Linked DNA regions of Homo sapiens: all the other regions are linked to region 1. Evidence: chromatin contacts called from ENCODE Hi-C or POLR2A ChIA-PET data. All regions are on one chromosome and are shown on one strand. Each heading gives the region's core, a stretch centred on a gene start or an enhancer-like site at or near the end of the contact. The rest is flanking DNA. Distances are from core to core; before and after follow the strand shown.

Evidence for each region. A loop is a pair of places that touch in the nucleus more often than their neighbours do. ChIA-PET counts read pairs that join two places held with the same protein, here RNA polymerase II (POLR2A). Pooled maps may share reads with other maps.
Region 2: a pooled map shows a loop between it and region 1 (3-fold over the local background). The contact joins the promoter of ZNF584 here to the promoter of ZNF71 in region 1. A Hi-C loop is called at or near these places in 1 of 50 pooled maps. POLR2A ChIA-PET finds 5 or more read pairs at or near these places in 2 of 52 experiments (A549 and naive thymus-derived CD8-positive, alpha-beta T cell).
Region 3: a loop to region 1 is called in a pooled map, with 10 times the contacts of the local background. The contact joins the promoter of ZNF8-DT here to the promoter of ZNF71 in region 1. A Hi-C loop is called at or near these places in 6 of 50 pooled maps.
Region 4: a pooled map shows a loop between it and region 1 (5-fold over the local background). The contact joins the promoter of ZNF211 here to the promoter of ZNF71 in region 1. A Hi-C loop is called at or near these places in 6 of 50 pooled maps.

Annotation. Positions count from the first base shown.
Region 1 is chr19:56,593,531-56,597,533 of GRCh38, reverse strand. ZNF71 (zinc finger protein 71) reads right to left here and starts at 2,232. Exons shown (of 4, transcript NM_001370215.1): 1 at 2,106-2,232. ZNF71-SMIM17 (ZNF71-SMIM17 readthrough (NMD candidate)) reads right to left here and starts at 2,232. Exons shown (of 5, transcript NR_163263.1): 1 at 2,106-2,232. RefSeq lists a silencer at 1,881-2,270.
Region 2 is chr19:58,406,392-58,410,394 of GRCh38, reverse strand. ZNF584 (zinc finger protein 584) reads right to left here and starts at 1,746. Exons shown (of 4, transcript NM_173548.3): 1 at 1,230-1,746; 2 at 304-454. The coding sequence starts at 1,247. It overlaps ZNF584-DT (ZNF584 divergent transcript), which reads left to right and starts at 1,932. Exons shown (of 1, transcript NR_186337.1): 1 at 1,932-4,003. RefSeq lists a silencer at 1,618-1,677 and enhancers at 1,938-1,987, 1,914-2,559, 2,538-2,587.
Region 3 is chr19:58,276,386-58,280,388 of GRCh38, reverse strand. ZNF8-DT (ZNF8 divergent transcript) reads left to right here and starts at 1,647. Exons shown (of 3, transcript NR_187495.1): 1 at 1,647-1,866. It overlaps ZNF8 (zinc finger protein 8), which reads right to left and starts at 1,434. Exons shown (of 4, transcript NM_021089.3): 1 at 1,242-1,434. The coding sequence starts at 1,307. ZNF8-ERVK3-1 (ZNF8-ERVK3-1 readthrough (NMD candidate)) reads right to left here and starts at 1,423. Exons shown (of 7, transcript NR_144447.1): 1 at 1-1,423. It also overlaps a transcript of ZNF544 not described here. RefSeq lists enhancers at 839-888, 1,309-1,358.
Region 4 is chr19:57,631,198-57,635,200 of GRCh38, reverse strand. ZNF211 (zinc finger protein 211) reads right to left here and starts at 2,033. Exons shown (of 4, transcript NM_006385.5): 1 at 1,765-2,033; 2 at 1,140-1,178; 3 at 446-572. The coding sequence starts at 1,854. RefSeq lists a silencer at 1,714-1,783 and enhancers at 2,224-2,273, 2,344-2,433.

The DNA.
Region 1 (4,003 bases), core at 983-3,482:
AAACCAAAACATGTGGATGTGGACACATCTGTACAGCATCTTCCAGCCTGGGGAAGGCTGTGGAATGAGGCTGGGTTGGTGTCTGGAGGGCATGGAGTGGGAATGAGAAGGGGGTAGAAGTTATTAATTATTTTTTCTTTCTCTTCCTTTGAATTGTTTCCCTGGGTGTAGAAACTTCATATTACCATCAACATTTTTGAAACACAATTTAATATAAAAAAAAATTCCTTGCAGATAGTGGTCTCTTTCACCCCTGTCCTGTGAGGTCAAGAACACTGGCCCATTTTGCCAGATCACAGCAGTGACCAGAGCCCACTTACCCAGTAGGCACAGAGCATGGGGCCCATGAAACCTTTAGGGGCCCATAGGAAGGTCTTAATTTCTTTTAAAATCATAAGAAAATATCTAATCCAGCCTAGATTACATTTGTCTTCCTATTAATGAAATAACAAAATGTAATTTTTAGTGCTTTAAAAAAACAATGGAGCAAGGGGCCCATGAAGGCAAAGTACCCTTAAAAATCATGCAGCGGCCCTGGAAGTGACTTGCCCAAGAGTATGGCCAGTGGCTGTTGAACCCAGTTTGGCCTTAGATCTGGATTCTTCTTCCTCTGAGCTTTTTGGCATTTCCTTCCTTTCTTCCATTTCCATTGTTTCCAAGCGGGGATTCCCTCGGGGAAAATCCTGCAACCTTGTGTCAGCTGAGCGGAAAGGGAAAAAAGGGATCTCCCATTTGTCTGGTGGTTAATTGTGGGGGCTCTGGAACCTGGATGCCTGAGGTAGCCTTGGGTGAGTCACTTAGTCTGAGACTCAGTTTCCCCATCTGTAAGATAAGGATGATGATGGTCTCTACCTCAGAGTTACTGGGACATCTATAAATGGCCAGCACTGGCTGCATACACATTCCCTGAACAAATCAACCTCTCCTTGGTCAGAACAGAGTAGGGCACAGAGACCCTTTGGGAGTCTGATCCCACTTTAAGAAGATCCTGTGGGAGGCAGAAGAAACAGCCTTCCTTTTCCCCTCCTCCACCCGGCCCCTGTCACTCCCAGGCCCCTACGCCTCCAGAGCCTTCTATGGGCAGGAAAAAGCCAGGGAACTGTGGGCAGGCAGACTAGGAGAAGCGTAGGGTGAGAAGGTAGTGGCTCTGCTAGGCTCCCTTGTCCAGGCATATAGTCTTTGGAAGAGGCACACCCAGACGCACCCACCCCTGCAGAGTCACACGCAAACATCAAGAAATACTCTAGACACAGGTGGACACACAGAGATAGGAAAGATCCAGACAGGACTGGCCCCTGGAAAGACACAGCCCTACACTCATGCCAAGAGACATGCATGGAAAGAGCAGACATAGTGGACACCCAGAGGGCACCCTCCCACAGAGACACTCATGGACAGAGATCAAGGCTGACACACCCACAACACCAAAGACAAGGACACAGGCAGTCACTCAGAGATATCACCACACATGCATAGGCAGAGACCTGGAGAGACACAGCTCCACAGAGAGACCAAGACTCTGAAGAAGTGGGACACACACACACACACGCTACCACACATGACCCACACGGACATACATGGACACATTCACATTCATTCACAGACCCAGCCTCTGGACGACACGCAGTTTCTCTCTCTGTCTCATACACACACACACACACACACACACACACACACACAAACACACACACACAATCACAATATCCAGAGACACAGCCATACCCTCAGGACGACACAATCTGTCTCACACACACATACAGACCCACACAGACACACACACAGACACATTCACAATATCCACAAAGACACAGCCTCATCCTCAGGATGATATGCACTGCCTGTCTCTCACACAGGCCACCTTCCCCCCAGGATGGCCCTCGTGTTCATGCAACTTTCCTACCTCCAACCCACTCACGCCTCTCCCTCCCTGGCCCCGGCCTCTCCTCAGCCCCTCAGCCTCCAGTCAGCCTCTCCTTAGCCCCTCAGCTTCCCCTCAGCCTCTCCTCGGCCGCTCAGCCTCTCCAGGCGCACCTCGGTCCCGGCCTGCACGCCCTCTCCTGCGCCCGCACGCCCTGGACCAGCACCCAGCCCTGCACTCCCCGTACCTGGGCCTGCACGCCGTCTCCCCGAGGCCGCGCCCTCCCCGGGGCCAGGTTCCGGCCCCCGGCACAGGTAGAGGGTGGGCGCGACCCCGCAGCCACACTCACCGGCTCGCCGCTCTGCCAGGACAATGACCGCGCCCGCTAGGCCCGCCCGACGGCAGTGCGCCTGCGCGGACTGCGCCGGACTACGCTTCCCAGAAACCCGCGCGCGCCACCTCCCCCCGGCTTTTTTCAGCCGAGCCCAGCCGAGTGGAGCCGAGCGGAGCCAACTGAGCTCCTCCATCTCACAGAGGACTCCGCGGCCAAGGAGGCTGGGGCGAGAGGGAGGATTGAGGGGGAGGAGGCAGGGAAAGGGAAGGAGAGAGAAGAGACGGAGGGAGGAAGGGTGGAAAGAAAGACGGAGGGAAAGGAGGGGCGAGGAGGAGGGACAGGAGGGAAGGGGGGAGGAGGGAGAAAAGAAGTAGGAGAGGTGGGAAGAAGGATGGAAGGGGAGGAGGGATGGGGAGGAGCGGGGAGAAGAGAGAGGATGGAGAGGGACTTGGGGAGGAGAGCTGGGGAGGAAGAAGAAGAGATGGAGAAGGAGGAGGGGTTGGAAGAAGGATGGAGGGGAAGGAGGAAGGGCTGGGGAGAGACTAAGGGAAAAGAACAGGTCAGAGAGGAGAGGAACCAACAGAAAGAAGAGGGAGCGGGTGGGAGGAGGGAGGGGCAGGGAGGCAGGAAAGGAAGAGAATGGAGACGGCAAGGAGGAGAAGGAAGAAAGGGTGGAAAGGGGGATGAGAAGGTGGAAAGGACTATAAGGAAGAAGAAAAGGGTGGGAAAAGGAGGAAAGAAAGAGGAAGTCGAGTTGGGGAGGGCAGGACAGGCTGAAGAGAGGAAAGAATGGGTAAGGAGAGGGAGGAGGGAGGAAGGAAAACAGAAAAGGACAAGGGATGGGTGGAGGCAGAGAAATGAGGGGGATAAAAGAGGCGTGTCACATCTGCTGCAGACATTTCTGCAGTCCAGCCAATGGACTGGCCTGAGGGACCATCCCAGGCAACTTTAAACCTGATAATCATGCTTATCTTTAAAGAACACTTTTTAAGCATACAGATGTGCAAAGAAGAAAATGAGCATAGGTGTAGAATAAAATGTATAGGAGACTATCGGTTTGGACTGAGTTCCTGCACTAGGCCCAACAGATCAAATCGAAATGGAGCTACTCATGCTGAAGTTCCAGGCCACCAACTCCAACTAAGTTGTTACCTGACCTCCTCTCAGGAGAGAAAGAGAGAGATAATAGCCAAGTCCCAAACAGGCCAGTTTAGCAGGCATGATAAAAGAAATCCCCTTTGCTTTAACCATGATAGGGAAAGTAACTTTGAAATGACCCATCCACTCTTGTTCTCTGTTTCTGCTTTCCTCAGCCCGTTTCTGTGTATGAAGCCATATTCCTCTGCTTGGATCACCAGAACACTAGTTCTATTTTATAGAAGGAGGTGTGGCTGGATTCTAGAATTGCAAATAAAAAACAACTAGATCTTTAAATGTCAATTCCCTATATCTTTAGATATAAGAAAAAAAGCATTAATCCTTGTTGTGAGTTTCCTTTGTTCTGACCCCTGGTCTCCACATTTTATGATTTATAAACAATCTTCACAGCCAAGCTACTTTCCAGATTAGTTGGGTAATACAGACAGGGGAGCTTACACAAGAGGAAAGGTAGGAACCAGATGCCTGGCTGAGACCCTTTTCTATAGTAAACCACAAAGCCAAGTTTAAAAACATTTGCTGAATGTCCAAGTGGCCACAAAACCATCAACAGCAGCTAGCCTTAGGTGGTGATTAATGATGTATTTAAATGAAATATTTTATTCTGAGATAAATGTGGATTTATTCACGTCAGGTTGTAAAACATAATATAG
Region 2 (4,003 bases), core at 497-2,996, 1.8 Mb before region 1:
GGCCAGGAAAAGGCAGAGCTTGGTGGGATTTGGTGGGCAAACTATGAAACATCTGACCCCCAAAACCTGCTCCACTAGCTCCTGGGGCAAGAGGTGTTGAGGCTGCCAACAGCATTGCTCAGAGAAAGGCAGGGAAAGAGCACACCGCCGAGTCCCACCACCGAGTCCCACCACCCACAATACCTACAACAGGGAATCTGGGAAGGAAAGAGCCCCCATGGTCTGGCTTCGTTATGGACAGAACTTCGCATGGGGAAAATGAGGGGGTAGTCAGTGTGCTGGGGGACAGTGTAAGAGACTTACCCAGTGAGCTAACGAGTGCAAAGTTCTCCAGCATCACATCCCGGTATAGGCCCTTCTGGGTCACATTAAGGAGCCCCCACTCCTCCCTGGAGAAATATACCGTCACATCCTCAAACATCACCAAGCCCTGCAATGATGGGTCCAACTGAGCCTTGGGGTCAATGATGGGCAGAAAAAAACAACCAAAATATGGACAGATGGACACATTCAGGCCCTTGACCTGTATCTCAGGGTCCTATCACATCTCCCCCTGACATTATCTTTCCCTATGAGCTCTAAACTCTTCCCCACCTTACTCCCTACACATACCCTTATACCTTCCTTCTCCTATCCCAGAGGAATATCAGAGCTGCTGGTGTTATTGATGCTTCTGGTGTTACTACTGGAAACTGTGTCCAGCCCAAAGCGACATCAGGTTGGTGACCAGACTGATGCCATCTATGTGCAGGGCCAAGGGCACAGGCTCCACTCTATCTCCTGCCTGCCAATTCCAGTCCCAGAGATCATACCTCTCAGACGCAACCAAACCTATGCTCATCCTTCTCCCTTAGGTCTCAAGTACCTGGTCCCAGGGTCCAGTTTGCCTCCTGCTCAACAGGCACAAAACTGGACAACAGAATGCCTAAAACTGTACACCCCCAGCACAACGTCCCCAGTTTACCCTATAGGCAATTGCCTGGCCTTCCACACGCCGTTCTGCACATGCGTCTCCAGAGGGCCTGGCACAGCAACTACGACCCCATCCTGTCCCAGTCCTGCGGCACATCTCCAATGGCTCCCACTGCCAAGGGCATGCCCCAGCCGTGCATCAAAGACCTCCCCCTGGAATCATACGCAGATCTCCTGCCCTCCTCCAACTCTGCCCTGGCACACGCCGCCCCCCACCTGGTGGGCCCCCTCATTCCTCGGAGGCATCCTCTGCTCACCTCCGCCTCCCCGGCCATTGGACCGTGCGGGCAGAACCCGTGGACTGGACCCACGGCCTCAGCCGAAACGCGTCCCGGGCGCGGAAACCCTCGGCCGCCGTGGAACCTTCCCGGGAAGCTCTCCCCGCGCGGGTGAAATGCGTCCGAAGACAGGGAACCGCTTCCCGGAGCCGCTGGGAAGGAGGACGGTACGGAGGCCCGGGAGACCCACGGCGCCTGTCCGCGAGCGATAAGTCTGAGGAAGATGGAGCCACTCGCCGGTGGGGCACGGCGCGTGGAAGGCGCGGCAAAGGTCCCTGCCCTTCACCTCGCGCAGGGGATCGCGAGGAAGTCACCCCGGCCCACGCAGAGCTGCCTGAGGCGCCGGGACAGCCTTCCCGCCGAGGACTGCGGACTGCCGGGCAACGCCGGAACTCCCGGAACTCCCGTGGCCCGCGCCTCCCCTCGCTCGGCGCCCCTCACGCCACGACCTCCATTCCCGGCTCTCCTCGCGGCGCGGCTGGGTCGTTGCCAAGGCGATAAGGGAGGGCGCCGCTAGCTCCTGAAGCGGGACGTGAACTACATTTCCCATAAGGAGCCTCGACGTGGGGCCGTTCAGACTTGGCCAATGGCGGCCCAGGAACGGGAACGTTCGGGCGGGCCCTGCGTGGGGCGGGGCTTCCGGCGTCGGCTTTCGGCGCTGGCTTTGGGGCGGTTTGCGGCAGTGGGATCATTGGGCGGTGGGCGGTGTGGAGGAGTCTCCGCTGGTCCGCAGAAACGAACGAAGGCGCGAGAATCGGGAAGTTCTGCCTCAGTGACCTGTACGCGTCCTAGCCGCAGTGAATGTTGCTGAACCCCGGTGACCTCACAGTGGAGGGGCGGCCCCATGGGGCCATCGGACCGCGCCGCGCGGGGGCGTTCGCCAGGGCCTCCGCAGAAGCCCGCCTGTGCCCGCAACCGCCCCGAAATTCTCTCCCTGGCACCGTGTCCGCTTTACGGAGCCCGGAGCAAGGCTCAGAAAAATGTCCCAGCCAAAAACATGGTACATGCCTGTCATCAGGCAAGTCTTCAAAGAGCGGCTGGGACCAGGGGCCGAGGGACCTCGTTTAGAGGCGGCTTAGGGGGAAGGTCAGCAGTTGTGTTTCAGTTGTGTTGGGTTTTCGGCGCCCCACAATGCGGGCGACGTATGGGCCACAGGTGTGGATGCCAGGGACAGGTCGCCCTGCACATGGCTGAGGCACGGTAGGCTTGTAGTCTACCCCATATCAGGCCATGGTGATCTCAGGTATGGGGGCCTGGGAGAGGAGAGTGAGTACATGGCTGAGTACGTCAGAGCACGGGGTCAGGGACACATCAGGGGAGGACGCTGGCAGGAGAATAACCGGGCTCCTGGGTGTCCTCCGCTGAATTCAGACGCGTTCATGTTAGAGCAGGTGGGCCTGCGTCCTCCCGGACGAACGGAGTTCTTAGGCAAGGTCCAGAGGAGCTTCTACCTGAAGTGGTGCTGGAGAACTTTGCACTCAGTGCTGGGTGAGACCACTGGCACCATAACTCTCCCCAGCCTCAACTCTGGTTTTTTTCCTCTGTTCTTTCCATGTTCCCCTTGGAAGTCGCTGTTGGTCGTGGCACTGAGGCCCAGATCATGCCACCTCCTCTAACAAGTGGCTGAGTGGACACCCCACACATTCTACCCAAGGGCCGTGAGTGGCCAAGATCGGGGCTCAGAAGTCTCTGAATCTTCACAGCTGGTCACGTTCAGCTCGGTCACTTCCTGTAAGATTCCAGGCACTGCATGCACTGACATGGGTGCGTGTGGGCCCACTGGGTCCTGCCTGGGAGCCTTCCCTGAATGTTCATTTTTTGCAGGTCTGTGTTTGTCTTGGAGTAAGGATTATTCTCGCTTGCTGGGGTCATGGTGTTTTGGCCTCTCCTGGCCTGGACTCTCAAAAACTCATCATCCTTCATAGGTCTGAAGGCTTCTACATTCCCACCAGCAGGTGGACCATATGAACTCAAAACTAGTTGTGGCAGAGGGACCCTGAAGAGATCTACCCCTGGTGAATGCCCCCAGGAGTGGGCTGTTCTCACACCTGGTGCCCAGCCTGTGCCCTCGCAGGTCTTGGTGCCTCCACTCAGCTCAATTCCAGTTTTCTGGCCATGCCCCGCTGTGTCCCTTTCTCTCTCCTTAGTGCCTAGCTGTGCAATGTTTGCCTCTCCTTAACATGTCCTCAGCTGACCCCATATCCTCAGTCCTTGCAACCCTGTTCCTCAGTGACACCTGTGTATTCTCTCCAGTGGAGACACAGGTGGGACACCCCCAAGCTCATGGTACATGCCTGTCATCAGTACCCCTGGACTGTCATGGTGGGTCAGTCTGCCCTAGGCTGGACTGACCAACCTGTTCATTCCCCCACAGGATTGCCCTTTACAGTTCATGAGTTCCCCCAACTGGAGTGCAGACAAGAGCACTGATTGATGGACCAGGTAGACTTGAAACCAGGAATAGCACAAAAGTTATCAAAGAGGCTCAGCCATGGAGATTGCAAGCTGGGGATGGAAGTATCCCTGGAATTGAGCTGTTCTCACACCTGGTACCTGAGTTATACCCCTGGTGTCTGGGTACCAAGGTCACTAGCCTTGCCACTTTTCTATGTTCCTGATCCCCTACTAAACAGTCCACCTTTTCGCCTACTTCCCCTGACTCCTGTACCCTGTCCCCTCTTTCTGCCTAGTTTGAAGACACTGGTCATCCCATAACATGTCCTGGGCTAATACATATCCTCAAATCGTTCTTG
Region 3 (4,003 bases), core at 398-2,897, 1.7 Mb before region 1:
ACTTGTTCTGTGGGAAGCCAGATGCCATGTTGCAAGGATCCCTAGCAGTTCCAAAGAGAGGCCTACATGGAGAACAACTGAGGTCTCCTATCAACAGACATGTGAGTGAGCCATCCTGGAGGTGGATCCTCCAGACTCAGGTCTCAGGTGACAACAGCTATGCTGACATCTTCACTGTAACTTCATGGGCCTGAACCAGAACCACCAGCTAGGACATTCCATTACTCCTGTCAGAACTCGTGAGATATTTATTGTTGTTCCAGGTCACGAAGTTTTGAGTTACACAGCAACAGGTAACTAATACACTTTCTCTCAAGCCTTTCTTACGACTCATTCCTTGTCCCCCATCCACAGCAAGAACAAAATAAAACGTGGTAGCATTTCATGCAAATTTGGAGCAACACACATCTGAAAACCTGCAACCTAAGATTATCAAGTCTCACTTTGTGTACCAAATCTGAAATAATGCAAATCCCCATGAACAAACCAACGACAAAAAATAAAAAAAAGTATAATTTCAAAGTTGCAGAGCTTGAGGAAGGATAATTATTGTTGTTTCCTGCCACGCGAGGCAGCTTTATGGAGAACACAGGCCGCAACCACTTTGTCTAGAAAGTGGAGCTCTGATGGCCAGATGGCCCTGCAAACACTGACCGCCCTGCACTGCAGTTCTCCCACAGTCTCGCAGGGGACGACCCTGGTGGTCACTCTCATCACACTCAGTGCGTGGTGACCCATCATTGCCCCCAAGAGGTTGTGCCCAAGCCCCAGGGCAGGGGCTCCGCGGTGCTGGGGTCCCGGTGGGTGTCCGCTGACTCCACGCGTTAAAGCATCTCTATTCGATGATTCTTGCCATCTGGGCACCCGGCCAACGCTACAATTACTGTTATCAGTCAACACGAGGACAGACCTTCCTGGAATGGGCAAGGGTGTCGGCGGGGCGGAGCAGAACGCAGGAGATGGGCCTGCTCGATTCTCTCGGGAATGACCGACCCCAGCCCTGGGGAGGACAGAGCCGCGTGGAGCATGCGCATTCGGGGGCCAGGCGCCTGGTTGGAATCCCGGCCCCCTCTCTGACCAGCCAGGACGGTCACCACGCCCCGACCCGCGTCTGAGTTTCCCCACGTGTCAAGGGCATTAACAGCGGTGCCGCTCTCATCGCGCCGCGAGGTGAAAGGGTCAGTCTGCGCGGGAGACGCTTGCCCGGAGCCCGCCGCCGTCGTTATTGTTGTTATTGTTACCTGAAGCCGGGCCGCCGGCGGCCCCACAGACATCACTCCCGCTACCCCTTCGTCCTCGGGGTCCATGCTGGATCGCCCAGTGAAGGACAGCGCCTGAGGTGATCCCCAGACCAGAGAGGCACTCCAGCCAAAGGGACCACCCGACTCGCCGAACGCCGGACAATGGCGGCCGCACCGGCGACGCGGCGACTACAACTCCCAGTAGGCCGTGCGGCGAACCACAGCCCTCGGCCAATGGGAGTCTCCGCTGGTCTGGCCTTCGACCAATGGAAGCATTATGGCCGATGGCCAATGGGAGCCCCCACCCGCTGGCCTCTGGCCAATGGGAGCACTCAGCTAAGGCTGGTGGGGGCGGTGTTGCTCGGGGCTGCGATGCCCCTTAGGTTGCGGGCAACCAGAGGCCTCACTCGTGGGCAGGAAGCAAGGGCGGACCCCGAGAGATGACTGATTGTGGGGGTGGGGACCGTCTGCTCCTCCTAATGGCTGGGGACCGTGCACGTCTGCGCGGGCCGGACCTGCTCTTCTCGGGAACTTGCGCGGGAGGAGGCCCGGAGCTGCGCCGCTTTACCCTCTGCTCCCCGGTGCCTAAAACGCACACGCATCAAAGTCACAGGACGAGTTAGAGGTTTGTTCATATAAAAGACTTTGGGCTTAGCGGCTGGAAGCGGGGAGGCTGGGAGCGGTGGTTGTGTTACAGGAAAGGGGTCCGATTCAGACCCCAAGGGAGGGTTCTTGGATCTCGCGCAAGAAAAAATTCAGGGCGAGTCCGCAGTGCAAAGTAAAAGCAAGTTTGTTGAGAAAGTAAAGTTGTGAAACAGCTACCCCATAGACAGTAGGACGTTCCTGAAAGTAAGAGGAACGTATGCACCCTAGGTACAATGCTTGTGTATATTTGGGCTAAAAATAGATTTTGGGGAGATGTGCTCTGCTACAAGGGTTTGTGAAAAAGGATTAATTTTCTTACTGTATTTTTCAAGAATCGATATTATTTTTAAAGCAAAATTAGGAATGCCTTTGTTCTCTAGATACCGGGATATCTGGACACTCCCAAGTCTGGGTCTGTTTTAGTACCCATTATTAATTTGTTCCCTTAACCGTAAACATCTAGAGGTTAGGAATACCTACTTTTCTGGGAATGCAGCCCAGCCTCATTTTCCTAGCCCTCACTCAAAATGGAGTCGCTCTGGGTCGAATGCCTCTGACAGCCCTATTGCTTCTCCCTGTGGGTGTTCACTTTGTGATGTGTCTTTTTCTGTGGGTCTGTTGTAGTCCATTAAAATGTTTATTAAAGGTCGGGCGCGGTGGCTAACGCCTATAATCCCAGCACTTTGGGAAGTCGAGGCGGGTGGATCACGATGTCAGGAGCTCGAGACCAACCTGGCCAATATGGTGAAACCCCGTCTCTACTAAAAATACAAAAATTAGCCCGGCGTGGTGGCGGGCACCTGTAGTCCCAGCTTCTCGGGAGGCTGAGGCAGGAGAATCGCTTGAACCTGGGAGGCGGAGGTTGCCGTGAGCCGAGGTCAGGCCACTGCACTCCAGCCTGGGTGACAGAGCAAGACTCCGTCTCAAAAAAAAAATAAAAAGTTATTAAAAAAGAAAAATGGGGAAGCAGATTTCCATTCAAAAATGTTGCATTCAAACCACAACAATTTTTAACTTTTTTAAATTTTACCAAGAGCCAGACACATAGCAGGGAACAGTATAGTTACTTGTTATTTGCTCACCCCCATGGGGCTGATGGTGTAGTCTGAGGGACTGAAGATCAACCATGACATGGCCCTTCACACCGTGTTGAAGGGGTGAAGACGTTACCAGTGGGGACGGAGGAGCTGACTCCCGAGGGGCTCAAGCTGGCCACACTCTCTCAGATCCTTCTGGCCGACTCCTGAGGGCTCAAGCTGGCCACACTCTCTCAGATCCTTCTGGCCCTGTACCGTCTCTGCTTTTTGCTGGGCCTCGTTCCTGAGAAGGAGCAGGTGTTAGGCAAGTTACACAAAATTATGAGAGGACATGGTTTTGGACTGAGCTCCTGCTCTAGGCCTCATGAGACCAGACCAAACCAAGACAGAGTCACTTAGGCTAAATGCCACATAATCAGACTGATACTTTAAGCAGGTAGATCCCTAAACAAACCAGATTTCCAGTCTACCTGAGCAGCATAATAAGGAAGTCCCCTCTGCTTTAATCCTTACAAGAAAAGTAACCTAGTGTTAACTAATTAGCCTTTTCTCTATCTTACAAAAACCACTATTCTACCATTTGCCCCGTGGGAGCTCTCATTCCGTTTTGCAGAGTGGAGGCTGCCCAGATTCATGAATCACAAATAAAAGCCAATTCGATCTTTAACCAAATTTGTTAAAATTCTGTCTTTTGGCTGGGTGTGGTGGCTCACGCCTGTGAGTGAATCCCAGCACTTTGGGAGGCTGAGGTGGGTGGATCACCTGAGGTCAGGAGTTTGAGACCACCCTGGCCAACATGGTGAAACCTTGTCTCTAATACAAATACAAAAATTAGCCAGGTGTGGTGGCGGGCACCTGTAATCCCAGATACTCAGGAGGCTGAGGCAGGAGAATCGCTTGAAACTGGGAGGCGGAGGTTGCGATTAGCTGAGATTGCGCCACTGCACTCCAGCCTGGGCGACAGAGTGAGACTCCATCTCAAAAATAAAATAAAATAAAAATAAAATTCTGACTTTTGACAGATGTCTTCACTCACCTGAGCAAGTGGCAGCTGCTGTGGGAACTGGATCAGGCAGCCTT
Region 4 (4,003 bases), core at 784-3,283, 1.0 Mb before region 1:
AGTCTGTGTAATGTCTCTGCGGCACAATTTGTTAGAGTGTTCTGCTGTTAATGGAAAGGTTGGTGGTTGAAGAACAGTCTGTGTAAATAGTGGCAATGTCAGTGACTACATTTCATGTCACAGTCTAGCACAAATAAATGTTAGGTACACGAAGGGAGGGAAAACTGGGTGCCATAGATCTAGAAAGTCACCAGACAGGGAGAAGGCAAGTCAGGTGGGATCTATTAGGCTTACTGTAAGACTACTGATCCCAAATCCTTACCCAAGATGCTTTTGGGCTGGGACGATAAGGGAAGTAGGCTTGCACTCAGTCCACAACATCTACCCAGGGAACTGGGGAAGGAGGCAGTGCCTATAGTCCAGATATGAGGACAGAGCTGCTCCTGAGGAAAAGGAGAAACAGAGAGCCTAGTCCAGGGCACAAGGGTGAGTATGAGGGCCTTACCCAGGGAGGACGTAAGTGCAAAGTTCTCCAGCATCACATCGAAGTACAGGTGTTTCTGAGCCTCATCAAGGAGATCCCATTCCTCCCAGGAGAAGTACACGGCCACATCTTCAAAGGTCACACTTCCCTAGCATAATAGGGATTGATGAAACCATGAACAGTCTCAATTTGGAAGACTCAAAATCCATGTCCCCATACATTCTCCTCCCAAGATCCCCAAGTCAGAAGAGACACCAGACCTTGGTGTCATTGATCCCTGCTGTCTCTTCACATTCCCATTAGTCACTGTGTTCATTCTGTTTTCCACTCTGTATCCTGTCAACACTTGGGTTAGATAAATCTCCCTCCTCTGATCCCAAACTCCAACTTCCTCACAATAGATGCCAAACTTCACAGAAATAAAGGAAACCTGCAGTTCCCTGAACCAGCTCAGCCTCACCTCCAAGGAGTTCCAAAAGCTGGTACCTACCTGTTTCTATCATAAATTTTCACCCATCTTTCCATTGGCTGCTCCAAATGGAAACATTGGCCTGGACTCAGGGCCCTTAGCTCAGGGATTCTCCAGGGTTCCCAAACCAAACGCTGAGAGAATGGTAGGTGAGTCCCATGACACCACAAATCTAAAGAAAATATCTGTCTGGGGAGGGTGGAGGGACATTCCAGACCAGTGAGGGGCTGAGATACCTCCACTTACCTGTGTAAGTTTGAAAAGCACCTCTGTAGCTATGGGAACCTGTGGAAAGACGCAGGCCTCAGAGGAATGTGATCATGGCAGTGCTCCATGGGCACAGGCCTTCCCTGTACCCTTGCCCCGGCCCAGAGCCACGTAACTTTGGGTCGACTGTCTAACCTGTGCGCCTCGGTCCTTAGTGCTGCCTCTCACCAGTTGTGTGGCCTTGGAAAAATATTCAACCTCCCTCTGCCTCAACGTCCTCATCCATCTCTAAAGTCTTTTCTTCCACTGAACAGCCTGCAGAGGATTTTTCAAATTTAACTCAGATGGTGTCTCTCGTTTGCGCAAGCTCTCTATGGCTCCCACGGCCCTAAGAATAAAGGTAGATCTCTCTCAAACTTTGTTCCCTGCAGTAACAATGTGGAGCCCAGGTTCCTGAATGCCCCCTTCTCGGTTGCCCGTCCAAGCCCTGCACGCGCCGGTCCTGTCCCTTGTCCCCCTGCCCACCACATCGGATGTCAGAAATAGGGGCCCCACCCACGAGCCTCAGTGTCCCCGACCCTGTGCTACAGAGACGTGAGCTGGTGCCTCTCACTTGGGACTTAAGAATCTCGGCCGGGGGAGGCCCGGAGATCGCAGCGCTCACCGAAGCCGGGTCCCTCAGTGCGGTCGCCATCCGAGTCTGTGGGCGGAGCTGGACCGGGAGCTGCGGGCGACCCGGGGGGAACCCGAGCATCGCTATCCCCAGGCCGGCCTCGCGGGCGGCTCTGCCCCCGACCCTCAGACCTGACTCTCGCGCCTTCACGGTCCGTCACTTCGATCCCGATGCAGCGTACCAAAGCGGCTGACAGACAGAACGGACCTCCGGGAGGGCAGCCAAAATGACCGCTGCGAAGACGCCACAAGTCCCGCCCTGGGGGGGGCGGGGGTAGACCCACACGGAAATGCCCCTGTCTTGGATTTTCATTGGATCAAAGTACTGCCGCTCGACGCAAGGCTTTCTGGGTAATGTAGTCTCCCCCAGGCTGCGACGGAGGGCGCCTTGTGTGCAGACAGCTGGGAGCGCTAGGAAGCTGCGTCTGCTGCCTTCCAGGGCGACTGAGGGGCTTCGGTGTTTGAGGTCTTAAGTAGGTTGACACTTGAACAACACAGGTTTGAGCTGTGCGGGTCCATTTACACGTAGGCGTTTTTTTTCCCCAATAAACGTTACTTCGAGTGTGCTCCTTTTCCTGCCTCTTCCAGCTCCCCGACCTCTTGCCCCAGAGACAGCAAGACCTCATTCTCTTGCCCAGCATGAAGAACACAAGGATGAAGACCTTTATGATGATCCACTTCCACTTAATGATTAGTAAATGTATTTTCCCTTCCGTATTCTTTTATTTTCCTTTTTTTAATTGGGTGTAATGTCAACGAGCCTCTTACAATTTTCCTGATACCCTTTCTCTGGTCTGTTTTAGTACAAGTATAGTTCTTATACTAAAATATATATAATGCATATATCATACAAAATGCATATATCATATATATTATGCATATATCATGCATATATCATACAAAATGTGTTAATCGACTGGGAGTTTATGTAATTCATAAGGCTTCCGGGCAACTTCATAAGGCTTCCGGGCAACAGTTGGCTATTAGTAGTTAAGACCTAGGGGAGTCAAAAGTAATACAAGCATTTTCAATTCCGCAGGGGTCGGTATCCCTGACCCCTGCGTCGTTTAAGGGTCAGCTGTATATCAGTCTCTAGTGTAGAGGTTCACTTCAGTATTTAGACATCATTTCAGATTCCATGCAGCCCACCCCAGCAGATCTCCACTGGTAGTGGGAAGCGAAAAAACGTTATCTTATTGCTCTTCAAATGCATGCAGCCTGAAGTGTTAAAGTCACTTTTTGTAGGTTTTGTCAGGGACAAAAGACACCAGACAGGGCTACAATGGGAAGATAGTGGAGGGATAGTGGGCAGCCCTGAAGCCAACGGACAAGGGAAGTTCCCTGCTTCTGGTGCCCCCAGAAAACGCTCTCCTGCCTGCAAAGTCAGTTTTGTTCATAAAACATGAAGCTTTAATACATGAATGTTCATTTTCCTTGTATAATCAAAACATTTAATTTTTTTTTGAGACAGGGTCTCACTCTGTTGTCCAGGCTGGAGTACAGTGGAACAATCATAGCTCATTGCAGCCTCCACTTCCTGGGCTCAAGTGATCCTCCCACCTCAGCCTCTTGAGTAGCTGGCACTACAAGCACACCACCACACCCGGCTAGTTAAAAAAAAAATTATTGTAGGAATGGAGTCTCCCTATAGGGCCCAGGCTAGTCTCAAACTCCTAGGGCCATGCAATCTTCTTGCCTCAGCCTCCCAAACTGCTGAGATTACAAGCATGAGTCACCATGCCCAGACAAAAGTTTTTAATGCATAAAATATCAAATTATTATCATTATTTTAAACAGGGCCTCACTCCGTCGCCCAGAAAGTTTATATTATTTTAAGGTACATATATGCACATTGTTAAATGTACACATATACATTTTATATATATTAGATAGATCAAATTTTACGTTTCACAATAAAAATGATCCTTTAGGACAAATTAATACCAGTAAAATAAAATAAAATTAAAAGTTGTGAAATGATTTTATCAAATATATAATGTATTTGTTTACACATTTACTACAAAAATTTATAAGTGGAATGACTACTATTGTACATCTGGTTAGATCTCACAATGGGCTTGTCATTGTTTTTAGGAAAAAGGTTAGAGTTCTTGGCTGGGCCTATATTACAGAACCAACCATTACATATTGCTTCACCTCCTACCATGTATCTCCTCTATATCCTACACATGCTGAATTTCCTCAGATCCCTGAAAGCTGTGTGTGCATTC